Linked DNA regions of Homo sapiens: region 2 is linked to region 1. A link is a contact called in ENCODE Hi-C or POLR2A ChIA-PET data. All regions are on one chromosome and are shown on one strand. Each heading gives the region's core, a stretch centred on a gene start or an enhancer-like site at or near the end of the contact. The rest is flanking DNA. Distances are from core to core; before and after follow the strand shown.

What was found. Hi-C counts contacts between places; a loop is a spot of excess contacts on that map. ChIA-PET counts read pairs that join two places held with the same protein, here RNA polymerase II (POLR2A). Pooled maps may share reads with other maps.
Region 2: a loop to region 1 is called in a map of CD8-positive, alpha-beta T cell, with 8 times the contacts of the local background. The contact joins the promoter of RUBCN here to the promoter of LRCH3 in region 1. A Hi-C loop is called at or near these places in 18 of 168 maps with a recorded cell type or tissue (B cell, CD8-positive, alpha-beta T cell, GM12878 and 12 more), 34 of 37 single-sample maps with no recorded cell type and 28 of 50 pooled maps. POLR2A ChIA-PET finds 5 or more read pairs at or near these places in 22 of 52 experiments (BJ, CD4-positive, alpha-beta T cell, CD4-positive, alpha-beta memory T cell and 16 more).

The regions. Positions count from the first base shown.
Region 1 is chr3:197,786,800-197,793,421 of GRCh38, forward strand. It overlaps LRCH3 (leucine rich repeats and calponin homology domain containing 3), which reads left to right and starts at 4,455. Exons shown (of 21, transcript NM_001365715.1): 1 at 4,455-4,741. The coding sequence starts at 4,480. It overlaps FYTTD1 (forty-two-three domain containing 1), which reads left to right. Exons shown (of 9, transcript NM_032288.7): 9 at 1-797. RefSeq lists enhancers at 4,115-4,829, 4,443-4,642 and a silencer at 4,683-4,952.
Region 2 is chr3:197,735,449-197,742,270 of GRCh38, forward strand. It overlaps RUBCN (rubicon autophagy regulator), which reads right to left and starts at 1,456. Exons shown (of 20, transcript NM_014687.4): 1 at 1,207-1,456. The coding sequence starts at 1,271. RefSeq lists an enhancer at 734-1,581 and silencers at 1,170-1,719, 4,079-4,211.

The DNA.
Region 1 (6,622 bases), core at 3,205-5,704:
TATTTTTTGAGACGGAATACTCTGTCACCCAGGCTGCAGTGCAGTGGCACAATCTCGGCTCACTGCAGCCTCTGCCTCCCAGGATCCTTTCCGGGTTCAAGCAATTCTTGTCCCTCAGCCTCGTAAGTAGGTGGGATTACAAGCTTGAGCCACCACAGCCAACTAATTTTTGTGTTTTTAGTAGAAATGAGTTTTCACCATGTTGGCCAGGCTGGTCTCGAACTCCTACCCTCAGGAGATCTGCCTGCCTCAGCTTCCCAAAGTGCTGGGATTACAGGTGTGAGCCACCACGCCCGCCCTAAAAGTGGATTCTTTTTTTTTTTTTTTTTTTTGGAGACAGTCTTGCTCTGTTGCCCAGGCTGGAGTGCAGTAGTGATCTTGGCTCACTGCAGCCTCTGCCTCCCGGGTTCAAGCGATTTTCCTGTCTCAACCTTCCAAGTATCTGGGATTACAGGCACGTGCCACTACACCCAGCTAATTTTTGTACTAAGACGAGGTTTCACCATATTGGCCAGTCTAGTCTCAAACTCCTGACCTCAGGTGATATGCCCGCCTCTGACTCCCAAAGTGCTGGGATTACAGGCATGAGCTACGGAGCCCGGCCTAGAAGTGGAGTCTTAGAAGGAGTGACCATGATATGTTTCTACTGAGTAGAAGGGGGAAGGGAGGACATAACCTTTGCATGATATAGTGAAATGCAGAGCTGGAAAGAACTATTAAGATTTGAGTGAAACTTTTGCCCCCTGTGTTGAATGAGTTAACTTTCAGTCTGTAAAATAAACAGGAAGAACTGGGAAGTACACTGTATCAATTGCTAACACTGAATAACCTGCGCTGCCTGTTTTTTCAGCTTCTGCTCCCAGACCACAGACCAGTGGTGGAAGAAGTTACAGATCCCTGTAAGCCACTTTGCTCCTGGCCTTTGTACAACTATCTTTCATCATTTCTTTTATTCATCATTAGACTCTTTGGTGAACTCCCCACAAAGACTCCATTTCCTATATCTCTTTCTCATAAGACGCTGTCACCTACTTTATGGAGATGACTGAGAGAGTAGGGTAAGAATTCCCTCATAGTCTACCTTTACTTTGTAGCTGAAGCCTCAACTCCTTAGAAGTCACAGCGTTAACTGCTCAATCTATCTTTCCTTCCATCCTTCCTTTACCTAGGACTTGTTCTCATGTAATAGTATATATAGCATCTTCAGTTTCCCCCATATGCACAGGTCTTTCTTTTGGCTTTTTAAATATCTACATTTCTTTTTTCTTTTTATTTTTTGAGACAGAGTCTTGTTCTGTCGCCCAGGCTGGAGTGCAGTGGTGCGATCTTGGCTCACTGCAGCCTCCGCCTCCCGGGTTCAAGCAATTGTTGTGCCTCAGACTCCCGAGTAGCTGGGATTACAGGTGCCTGCCACCATGCCTGGCTAACTTTTATATTTTTAATAAAGCAGGGATCTACTGACTTGGGAACCCTGTTTTCCTTAAAAATTGTAATTCTTTCTTTTTTTTTCCCTAGATGGAGTTTCCCTCTTGTTGCCCAGGCTGGAGTGCAATGGCATGATCTCGCCTCACTGCAACCTCCGCCTCCTGGGTTCAAGTGATTCTCCTGCCTCAGCCTCCTGAGTAGCTGGGATTACAGGCGTGCACCACCACACCCGGCTAATTTTGTATTTTTAGTAGAGAGGGGGTTTCTCCATGTTGGTCAGGGTGGTCTCGAACTCCCGACCTCAGGTGATCCGCCCACCTCGGACTCCCAAAGTGCTAGGATTACAGGTGTGAGCCACCACACCCAGCCCAAAAATTGTAATTCTTTTTCCTTTCCTCATAACCTCTCGTGTGTGTACATAATCTATTTTGGTTTCTACTGCTTTCCACTCATTTTTATTATTTTTTAAAATTATTTTTCATTTTTAGAGATGGGATGTCATTCTCTCCTAGGCTAGAGTGCAGTGGCACAATCATAGCTTGCTGCAGCCTCAACTCCTGGCATCAAGCAAACCTACCTCACCATCCCAAGTAGCTGGGACTACAGTCAGGCACCACCACACCTAGCTAATTATTTTAAAAAATTTTAGAGACCAGAGGGTGGGAGGTGGGGTGCCCTCACTATGTTGCTCAGGCTGGTCTCGAACTCCTGGCCTCAAGCAATCCTCCCACCTTACCCTCCCAAGTAGCTGGGATTACAGGCACAAGCAAGGGTTGACTAATTTTTTAACTCCTAAAAATATACTCAGTCCTATGATAGCATAGAGTTTAATATATTAAGGACCTTAAAATCTTGTTGAATATTCAAGCATCAATCTATAAGCTTGGTCAGTTCAGGGCTAGCATAGTATGTTGCTATTACAATGGGATGTATTCATACATATAGATAGGAATGAGGCCTATTACAGAGAACTTGACAGAATTTAGTGTAGATGTGGAAGGTAATAAGCAATCAGATGACAATGGTGCATTTGAAAAGGTACATCTGGCAACTAATTCTACAGCATTGTAGCATTAGTGTGGAGTATATGAATAGATAATCAGTCATTGTAGTTGAAATCTCCCTAAAAAGTAAAAAAACTGCCCTTAAATAGCTTAATATCTTTCGAAGAATAACAGTTTTAGGAAGCCCAGGATAACAAAAAGCTATATATGCATTGGATAAATGTTATTTGCTGGGGATGACAAATACGTCACCTGCCATTGTGACCCACGCTCATAACATGTATGAGCTCATAACATATGTATGGTTATGTATCATGGAACTTGTTGCTGAAGTAACTAGAATGTATTGAGAGTTTATAGAACAGCTCTCTGGGCAGCTGTTACTAATCAACTTTGGCACTGGGATTAAACATTTTTATACCTTCTAGCATTTAGCAATTCATGCCAATTGAGGTGTCATTGAAGAGTTGGGGCTTGAATGAGAGGATCTCTCCATCCTTATTTTTCTTTTGCTCTCTGACACGAACTTTCTGATCTGTGGCCTTCGTATCCTCCACATGTTACCACTTTAAGTCGTATCTGGATGTGTTCATGCTGATCCATCTTCTAGTCTCACCTTCCAGTTTGTCCTACTTTATAATCCTTCAGGTTTAATTCAAAACCGAATTTATCCATGATATAGCTTTCTTTTCTCTGGACTCATAAGTAAGCCCCATCACTCTTAGCCCTTTTTTGTGGGCCTGTCTGGGTTCCATAATTAGATTGTGATCCTCTAGGAAAGGATTGTACCTGACAGCCTCTTCTATTTCCCATAGTAAAACTAGTTGATTAATTGTTGGTAAAATTTACATCATATAGCAGAAATGGCTTCTTCAGTAAAACAGACTGAAGAATATGCTAGAGACTGGCTGCAATATAAGTGAGGTCTAATTGGTTTTAAATGAAGTATTTTCCACTCTTTCATTTCTTGAGTGGTTTCAATTTAGAGCATCTCTTCGGTTCTACCTTTAATTCCCACATTTAGATTACAGTGAGATCATTTTCTGTTCCTCAATTTTGGTTCCAGACCAACATTTTAGATTTTAATACTACTATAATCTTGCTTTATCCAACAATAAAATCTTGCCAAAAGTACAAGTACTATTGAAGATATTTGTTGTATTTTCATTAAGAAAAGCTATTTTATAAAAGGGATGGATGATATAAAATAATACGTTTTTAATGAGAATTTTGAGCCCAATTAGCACGTTTGTTTGTTTGTTTTCTCTCCAGCAACCATAGTAAGTCCACCAAACCTTGATTTAGATCATCTGGTAATACAATGAAGTTGGGAAACGGTTTAGGTCGTATCTCAGAGGGTCCGCTCCTCTCACCATCCAAGTTTCTGCAGCAGCAGTGTTAAGAAAGATTCCTTGCCGGGCGCGGTAGGTCACGCCTGTAATCCCAGCACTTTGGGAGGCAGAGGCGGGCGGATCACTTGAGGTCAGGAGATCGAGACCATCCTGGCCAACATGGTGAAACCCCGTCTCTACTAAAAATACAAAAATTAACCGGGTGTGGTGGTGCGTGCCTGTAGTCCCAGCTACTCGGGAGCCTGAGGCAGGAGAATAGCTTGAACCCAGGAAGCAGAGGTTGCAGTGAGCCGAGATCGCGCCACTGCACTCCAGCCTGGGCGACAGAGCGAGACTCTGTCTCAAAAAAAAAAAATTCTTAATTTAATGCTTAGTCGACTCCTCCACTACTGAGGGAGCAAGGCGGAGAAGTTTTGATGCGGAGCGTTGCCTGAAAGATGTTTTTGTAGAGGCATTTTAGAAATGCCCCTGGGAGGTTAGAGTAGGGGGCTGCTCTGGATTTGTGAGGTCCGTTTTAACTTCCCTTGAAAAGCGCATCATGTGGGCGGGGGCAAGCGCCTGGCTGCGCCGGGGGGCACCACGGTGCTGCCCATCACGGGAACCGTCCGGGGTCGGTCCGTGAGCCCCTTTCTCCGCCCACCCAGCGGTCCGGCCGCGCATGCGCTGAGCTGGCGGGCCCGAGTGTTGTCGGCTGGGAAATGGCGGCCGCGGGCTTGGTCGCTGTGGCAGCGGCTGCCGAGTACTCTGGCACGGTAGCGTCGGGAGGTAACCTCCCTGGTGTTCACTGCGGCCCAAGCTCCGGGGCAGGCCCTGGTTTTGGCCCGGGCTCGTGGAGCCGCTCTCTCGATCGAGCCCTGGAGGAGGCGGCGGTCACTGGGGTGCTGAGCCTGAGCGGCCGGAAACTGAGGGAGTTTCCCCGGGGAGCGGCCAACCACGACCTGACGGACACCACCCGGGCGGGTGAGCGGGGCGGGGGGCGTCTCTGCCCGTCGGAGACCCGGCGCCGGGAGCCGCCCCGGCCGGGGGAGGCGGATGCGGGGGAGTTACAGCAGCTCGTCCCGTAGGCGCCGGGTCCGGACCCGGGTAACGGGGAGAAGCCGACGGCGCCAGCCCTCCGGGCCTGCGCCAGACCCAGAGCCTGGGGAGAGGCGGCGGGCGGCGGCATCTCTCGGGGAAGGGGGCCGGAGTGATTGATGGATGATTTTTTAGGCTTTCTGAGGAAAATCAGTTTCTGCCACGGCGGAGGTAGACCCTTGCCCCGCCCCGGTTTCTGCAGGCCCTTTCGGATTTGGGGTGCCGAATGGACCTGCTAAGACGGGAACGTTAGCGCGAGCTCTTCACAGATCAGAGTAGCAGGGGTGTCTGGACGAGCTGCATTGTCAGGAAGGGTCGGTCTCAGCCCTGGAGTTTTTTCGAAAGAAGTGTTGGGGAGCGTGTGTTTAAAGTGGACCCGAAAGAAGTGTTGGGGTGTGTGTGTGTTTAAAGTGAACCCGAGAGAAGTGTTGGGGTGTGTGTGTGTTTAAAGTGAACCCCAAAGAAGTGCTGGGGTGTGTGTGAAGTGAACCCGAACGCTGGAACGTCTTTCTTCGCCTCCATCTAGTTGACTTACAAAATAAATACGCTTGTAAAAATAACTAGAGCCCACTTTCCGACTCCCATTAGTTTCCTCTTCCACTCCTCATGTCCTCCAAAAAAAAGTTGAAGCAAACTACTTAGAAAAGATAGTCTAACATATTTGTACTTGCTATTCCTTTTTAAAGCATTACTTCGTGTTATGTATGTTTTCGAACACAGGAAAGAGAATAAGAAAGTAGGTATTATTTGGCTTTCTTAGTTGTGGCGAACAGTGTCTGGTGCCCGAGTTGTTCATCATCATGTTTGCAGTGCCGTCATCACTGCTCACTGCAGCCTCGACCTCCCGGGCTCAGGTGATCCTCCCACCTCAGCCTCCTGAGTAGCTGGGACTACAGGCAGCCGCCACCACGCCCAGCTAATTTTATATATATATATATATATATATATATAAAATATACATATATATATAATATACATATAAATATTATATATAAAATATATATATATTTTTTCGAGACGGTATCTCGCTCTTGTCTCCCAGGCTGGAGTGGAATGACACAATCTCTGCTCATTGCAACCTCTGCCTCCCAGGCTCAGGTGATCCTCCCACCTCAGCCTCCCGAGTAGCTGGGACTACAGGCGCCCGCCACCACACCCGGCTAATTTTTGGATTTTTATTAGAGACGGGATTTCACCATGTTGGCCAGGCAGGTCTCGAACTCCTGACCTCAGGTGATTCGCCCGCCTCGGCCTCCCAAAGTGCTGGGATTACAGGCGTGAGCCACCGCGTCCGGCCAATATTTTGTATTTTTTTGTAGAGACGGGGTTTTGCTATGTTGCCCAGGCTGGTCTCCAACTCCTGGGCTCAAGCTATCCGCCGACCTCGGCCTTACAAAAGGTTGAGATTACAGGCGTGAGCCACTGCGGCTGGCAGTACTTGGTGTCTTATTTTATTTTAAAATCTTAGATTGAGCACATTTTCTATGCTTTGCAGTCATTAAAAATTTATAAGTATTACATATGATTCACTCATTTTGGAAAAATAAACAGAACTGTTAAACTAAAGAAGCGATTCTTTCCAAAGAAACTTTTGCTGTAGTTTAAAATAGAAGAAATTAAATGCCTGCTTATTTAATCTCTTTTTGGAAACAGTTGAACTGAATATTTTTTAGTGATTTAAAGTTTCTTGCTAAGGTAAATATGAGCAGCCACTTTCCTTTTGTGTGTGTTCTGGTAGACGGCATGTAAAATTATCATTCACACCTC
Region 2 (6,822 bases), core at 206-2,705, 54 kb before region 1:
CCACATTCCTGCTCTCGCCTGTCAGCATTCCAGCCTCTTTAAAAAAGATTAAGACCAGAGTTATTAATGAAGCAAACCCTAAATATGGAAGGCATCTCTACAGACTCCGATTCATCATTTAGTCAAAGTAGTTCGGGGTTTCTTTGGCTTTTTGTTTTTTGAAGACAGGGTCTTCCTCTGTCACCCAGGCTGGAGTGTAGTGGTGCGATCTCGGCTCAATGCAGCCTCGACTTATTGGACTCAAGTGATCCTCTCGCCTCAGCCTCCCGAGTAGCTGGCACCACAGGTGAGCACCACCACGCCGAGCTAATTTTTGTATTTTTGTAGAGACGGGGATCTCCCTAGGTTACCCAGGCTGGTCTCAAACTCCTGGACTCAAGCGACCCGCCTCAGCCTCCCCCAAGGTGCTGGAATTACAGGTGTGAGGCACCGCACCCGGTCCAAAGTAGTTTTTATATTTTAAATCCCCCAATTTCTAGAAGATATGAGCTTTCTGACATGGTTCCATATAAATAAATGTGAACTTGCTTAGTTTGCATTGTGAGGAAAAAGGGACAGGTTTGAAGACGAAAAGGAAATGGCACAGAGGTCCTGCCACTCTCTGACAGGGATTCGGCAATGACAAAGTGCAGAGTTTCTGGTCTCATTAGCAGTCCCCGCCCCACCGCACTGCCATGACACTCGCTCACTTTCTCCCCAGGCTCTCCTCGCCTTCATCCCCATGCTCATCTCTGCCTAAGCTTCTTCCGAGGCCACTCATAACGCTTCACCTCTGCTCCCAGGAATTCTCACATCCTCTTCGCGTTGGCCCCACTTGCTGTCACGGCAAGTTTCAGTCCGGGTGGTGCCCTGCCCCTGTCTATAGACTCTGGCCTGTAAAACCTCACTGCACCCCTCTGGCCTCTTCGCCCAGTCTCTCAGCTGCCACCTCCTCTCCAGCAGTCTTGGATCTGAGCTTCACCCTCCTCTGCTGCCCTTGCCCTCCGCAAATCCCACCCACCCTCCTCACCCTAAGCCGGTTCCTTCGTCCCATCCCCGCCCCGCCCGTCCTTCCTCTGCGAAATGCTTCCCAAACAAGTCCTCCGCAGCCGTCGTCCTCAAGACTCGTCGCGCCCGGCCCTTCTCTCCGTGACCCCGCGCCCTCCCAAGCCTCCCGGGGCTCCGGCGCCTGTCGCTGCCCCGACTCCGCGGCGGCTCCCAGCCCACCTGCTCTCCTCAGGCAGGCGCTCCTCGCCGCCTCCGAGCTCCATTCCCGCGCCCTCCGGCCGCATCCGGGGCGGTGAGGCCGCCTCTTCGCCCAAGAGAGGCGTCCCTGCCGCTTCGCCCTTCAGGGCTCCCGGGGCCCCCTGGGGCCGGAGGAGGCACCTGCGGCCGGTGGGCTCCGGGTGATGCGCTACACCCGGGCGGCGACAGCGGGAGGGACCGCCGCCTGGGCTGCGGCTTCTATCCCGGCCACCCCCACTTCCGGCTCCGGGGACTACAGCCCCCGGCGAGCACTCCGAGGCTAGGCCGCTCCCGCAGGACGCGTCCTCCAATCCCAGGCCGCGCTCGCAGACCGCGCCCCTCCAACGGCAGGCCGCTCCCGCAAGCCGCGCCCTCCAATCCCAGGCCGCTCCCGCAGGCCGCGCCCTCCAATCCCAGGCCGCGCTCGTGGATTACTACGCACCCGGTGGTTGGCTGGGCCGGCTTGCAAGCGGCGGGGGACCTTGGTCTCAGGAATCCGTGCCGGGGCGTATCCTTATTCACCCCCGTGACATTACACGCTGGGGACCGAACTCAGTCCGAGATGTAGACTAGGCAATAACGCTAATCTAATCCCGGTACGATTAACCCCACTCAGCCCGCCCTGGCTTAATGTCCGCTGGTGGTGTTTGGAGACCTCGAGCATTTAAATGAAGCGCTCACAAACAAGAGCACAGGTTGCTTTGGGATCATAAAAGAGCAGGAGAGAAAGGCTTCTGGGGGCTCTCGGAAGATGGATGTCAACGCAGAGTTTTCAAGGCTGAGTACGGGTTAGCCAGGAGAAAGAAGAGAAGGTGGAGAGAGCAACACGGCAGATACAAGGAAGGAAGTGCTGGCTTGGGAACTGCAGGTGCTGGGTAGCCAGAGCTGGGAAGGAGTGAGCAGCAGCATGGTGTGGGCATTCTGGTGTGGGGAAACCAGATCATGAAATGCCATTTTAAGGAGTTTGGATTTTATCCTGAAAACAATCAGCAAATCAAGCATATGCAAATCAAGAAGTGATTTGATCGAATCTGATGAGAAAGCCACTTTTGACAATGTGGACAGGAGATGGGGCAGATATAATACTATATTGAGGTAACGGTGGAAGGCTAGATAGGAGACTGGTCATCCTTATGGGGGATAACCAAGTAATGCTAAGAAGTGAAGCGAACCAGTTGAAAGAAACGTGGGCCTAGGGTTGCCAGATACTCTGGTTTCTCTTTTTTCTTTTTCAAAGACGGGGTCTCTCTCTGTCGCCCAGGCTGGGGTGCAGTGGCGCAATCATAGCTCCCTGCAGCCTGGAACTCCTGGGCTCAAGCAGTCCTCCTTCCTCAGCCTCCTGAATAGCTGGGACTACAGGTGCGAGCCACCACACCTAGCTATGATATTTTGATTTTTTAAAAGAAGCTAGGATCTGCATTTTTAAGCACTACTTCCAAATTTTTAAACGTTGGCAACAAATTTTTTAAACTTTCAACTTTGCACAGGCCAAACACAGCTTGTCTGTAGGCTGAAGGTGGCCCTTGAGTTGCTAGTTTGCAAACCCAGGCTTAAACTACAGCAGCGGTTGAAGAGAACAAGGAGGCTCAGATTACAGCAATGTGAAGGCAACAGAATCAGCACTACTCTATAAAGGACTGACTGTGGCAAGTGAGGGAGAAAGAGCGATCAAGAATAACTCCGTGAAAAACTAATGACTCTATATTAAAATAATATATGGCTTTTAGGTATTTTCAAACTTGACAAAAGTGTTTTGGCAATTAAAAATGAAATGAAAGAGCCTCTTGAAGCCATTTATGATTTCATTTAGGTTAAAAAAATACTCTCTTTCAAACTTTCTCATTTTCCTACTAAACGATTATACTTCTTTAAGAAAGGGGCAATATTACTCATTGGGATTTCTCTTCCTTCTGTGACTTTCTTCTCTTTTGGAGACGCAGTCTTGCTCTGTCACCCAGGCTGGGGTGCAGTAGCGCTGCCACAGTTCACTGCAGCCTCAACCTCCTCAAGCGGATCCTCTCACCTCAGCTTCCCAAGTAGCTGGGACCACAGGCAGTGCCACTATGCCCAGCTAATTTGTTTTTTTTTTTTTAATTTTTGGTAGAGACAGGGTCTCACTGTGCTGCCTAAGCTGGTCTCAAATTCCTGGGCTCAAGCAGTCCTCCTGCCTCAGTCACCCAAAAAGTATTGGGATTACAGGCATGAGGCACCATACCTGGCCTTACTTCTAGTTCTATAAATGTATGAACTTTATTTTTTGGCATACAGTATAATCCCAAATTAACACTATATTATTTATTTATTTATTTTTGAGACAGAGTTTCACTCTTGTTGGCTAGACTGGAGTGCAATGGCGCGATCGGGTTCAAGCGATTCTCCTGCCTCAGCCTCCTGAGCAGCTGGGATTACAGGCATCCGCCACCACGCCCGGCTAATTTTGTATTTTTTAGTAGGGACAAGGTTTCTCCATGTTGGTCAGGCCGGTCTTGAACTCCCGACCTCAGGTGATCCGCCGGCTTCGGCCTCCCAAAGTGCTGGGATTACAGGCGTACTAAAAAATACAAAAAAATTAGCCGGGCATGGTGGCAGACGCCTGTAATCCCAGCTACTCAGGAGGCTGAGGCAGGAGAATGGCTTGAACCCAGGAGGCAGGGCTTGCAGTGAGCCGAGATCGTGCTACTGCACTCCAGCCTGGGCGATAAGAGCAAGACTTCGTCTGAAAAAAGAAAAAAAAAAAAAGGCCGGGCGTGGTGGCTCATGCCTGTAATCCCAGCACTTTGGGAGGTCAAGGCGGGCAGATCACGAGGTCAGGAGATGGAGACTATCCTGGCTGACACGGTGAAACCCCGTCTCTACTAAAAATACAACAAAAAATTAGCCGGGCGTGGTGGCGGGCGCCTGTAGTCCCAGCTACTCCGGAGGCTGAGGCAGGAGAATGGCGTGATGAACCCGGGAGGCGGAGCTTGCAGTGAGCAGAGATCACGCCACTGCACTCCAGCCTGGAAGACAGAGCTAGACCTGGGCGACAGAGGGAGACTCCGTTTCAAAAAAAAAGGCAATCAGCTTTATCAGGAAATCCTAGGGGCCAGAAGCGGTGGCTCACGCCTGTAATCTCAACACTGGGAGGCCCAGGCAGGCGGGTCACTTGACACCAGGAGTTCGAAACCAGCCTGGCCAACATAGTGAAACTCTGTCTCTACTAAAAATACAAAGAAAAAATAGTCGGGTGTAGTGGCACACGCCTGTAATCCCAGCTACTTGGGTGGCTGAGGCATGAGAATCGTTTGAACCCGTGAGGTAGAGGTTGCAGTGAGCTGAGATTGTACCACTGCACTCCACCCTGGGTGACAGAGTGAGACTGTCTTGGGGAGAAAAAAAAGAAATCCAAAAACTAAAATTGTAGCAAAAAGGCTGGAAAACAGGCTTTTTCTCATATGTCCAAGTTCAAGTTACATGTACTGGATTTTCTTTAAAGCCATTAATAAACATGACAATAATCTGCACTAGCCATGCGTTACCTATCCCATCCCTCTACTTTCCCTCATAATCCTGAACCCCTTCTTTTGTTTTTTTTTCTTTTGAGATGGAGTCTCGCTCTGTCACTCAGGCTGGATCATGGATCCACTGAAAATACAAAATACAAAAAATTAGCTGGGAATGGTGGCAGACGCCTGTAATCCCAGCTACTCGGGAGGCTGAGCCAGGAGAATCTCTTTAACCTGGGAGGCGGAGGTTGCAGTGAGCTGAGGTCATGCCATTGCACTCCATCCTGGGCAACAAGGCAAGACTCCATCTTAAAAAAAAAGAAAAAGAAAAAGAAATTTTGTAGTATAATTGGCAAAATTTGAACATGAACCATAATTGGATAATAGTACAGCATCAATGTTAAATTTTCTAAACTTGGTAATTTTAGCATGGTTATGTTAAGGAATATCCCTAGAAATATATTCTCTTTCTTTTTTTTTTGAGACAGAGTCTTGCTGTGTTGCCCAGGCTGGAGTGCAGTGGCACAATCTCAGCTCACTGCAACCTGTGCCTCCTGGGTTCAAGCAATTCTCCTGCCTCAGCCTCCCGAGTAGCTGGGATTACAGGTGCCCAACACCACGCCCAGTTAGTTTTTATATTTTTAGTAGAGACGGGGTTTCATCATGTTGGCCAGGCTGGTCTCGAACTTCTGACCTCAAGTGACCTGCCCACCTCAGCCTCCCAAAGTGCTGGGATTACACGTGTGAGCCACTGCACACAGCCCTTAGAAATAGATTCTAAAGAGTCATAATTCCTGCAACTTTCTCTCAAATTGTCTAACAACAACTAATACCTCTATACAGAGAGAAAGCAAATGTGGCAAAACATTAATTGGCGAAGTAGAGGATATATGGGTATTCATTGCACTATTTTTGCAACTTTTCTCTACATTTGCAAGTTTAAAAAATAGTCAAGGTTCTGCTTTCATGGGGACCTAAAAAAATAGTCAATGATCTTAGTATGGTTTTGTTTTCTTATGACTGTATCCTGCTAAATATAACAAAAATTTTAGTGTTTCACATGGAAATTTTTAATCTTGTAATGATTAACTTTAAAGACAGTTTAAAATTAATTTATGTTTTCCCCATAGGTAGCATTTCTAAAAGTCTTTTAAGCCAATTTTGCCAAATGACCAATTCACTGACTTTACCAAATTTACTGATTTACCAAAATTCTTTTTCTGTTAGGCATATATAAAGCTTATAGTAGTTCATCTGATGAGATGATTTTAAAAGCTTTTGAAGAATTTTGCCAAGTTTTAATTACTTAGCTTTTATTCTGTCTTTATAGCAACATTTCCATCCCCTCTAAGCACTTAGTAGTGGTTCATTTATTCAATTATATAGGAACTGGCTGGGCACAGTGGCTCATGCCTGTAATCCCAGCACCTTGGGAGGCCGAGGTGGGAGGATCACTTGAGGTCAGGAGTTCAAGAACAGCCTGGCTAACATGGTGAAATCCTGTCTCTACTAAAAATTCGCCAGGCATGGTGGTGGGCGCCTGTAATCCCAGCTACCTGGGAGGCTGAGGCAGGAGAATCCCTTGAACCCAGGAGGTGGACATTGCAGTGAGCTGAGATCGCACCACTGCACTCCAGAGATTGCACCACTGCAACAGAGCAAGACTCCATCTCAAAAAAAAAAAACCCCAAAAAACTATATAGGAACACTTGCCAGCCACGAACGGTGGATAAAAATGTGTGCTTTTTCTTTTTTTTTGAGACGGAGTCTCGCTTTGTCACCCAGGCTGGAGTGCAGTGGCGCAATCTTGGCTCACTGCAACCTCTGCCTCCCAGGTTCAAGCGATTCTCCTGCCTCAGCCTCCTGAGTAGCTAAAATTACGGGCGCCCGCTGCCGCCTGGCTAATTTTTTGTATTTTTAGTAGAGACGGGGTTTCACTGTGTTAGCCAGGATGGTTTCGATCTCCTGACCTCATGATCTGCCCACCTCGGCCTCCCAAAGAAAATGTGCAATTTTTAATGTTAAAATGAAAATTTTAAAAATCTTATTTCTAAGCTGAGTGCAGTGGCTCACGCCTGTAATAGCAGCACTTTAGGAGGCCGAGGTGGGCGGA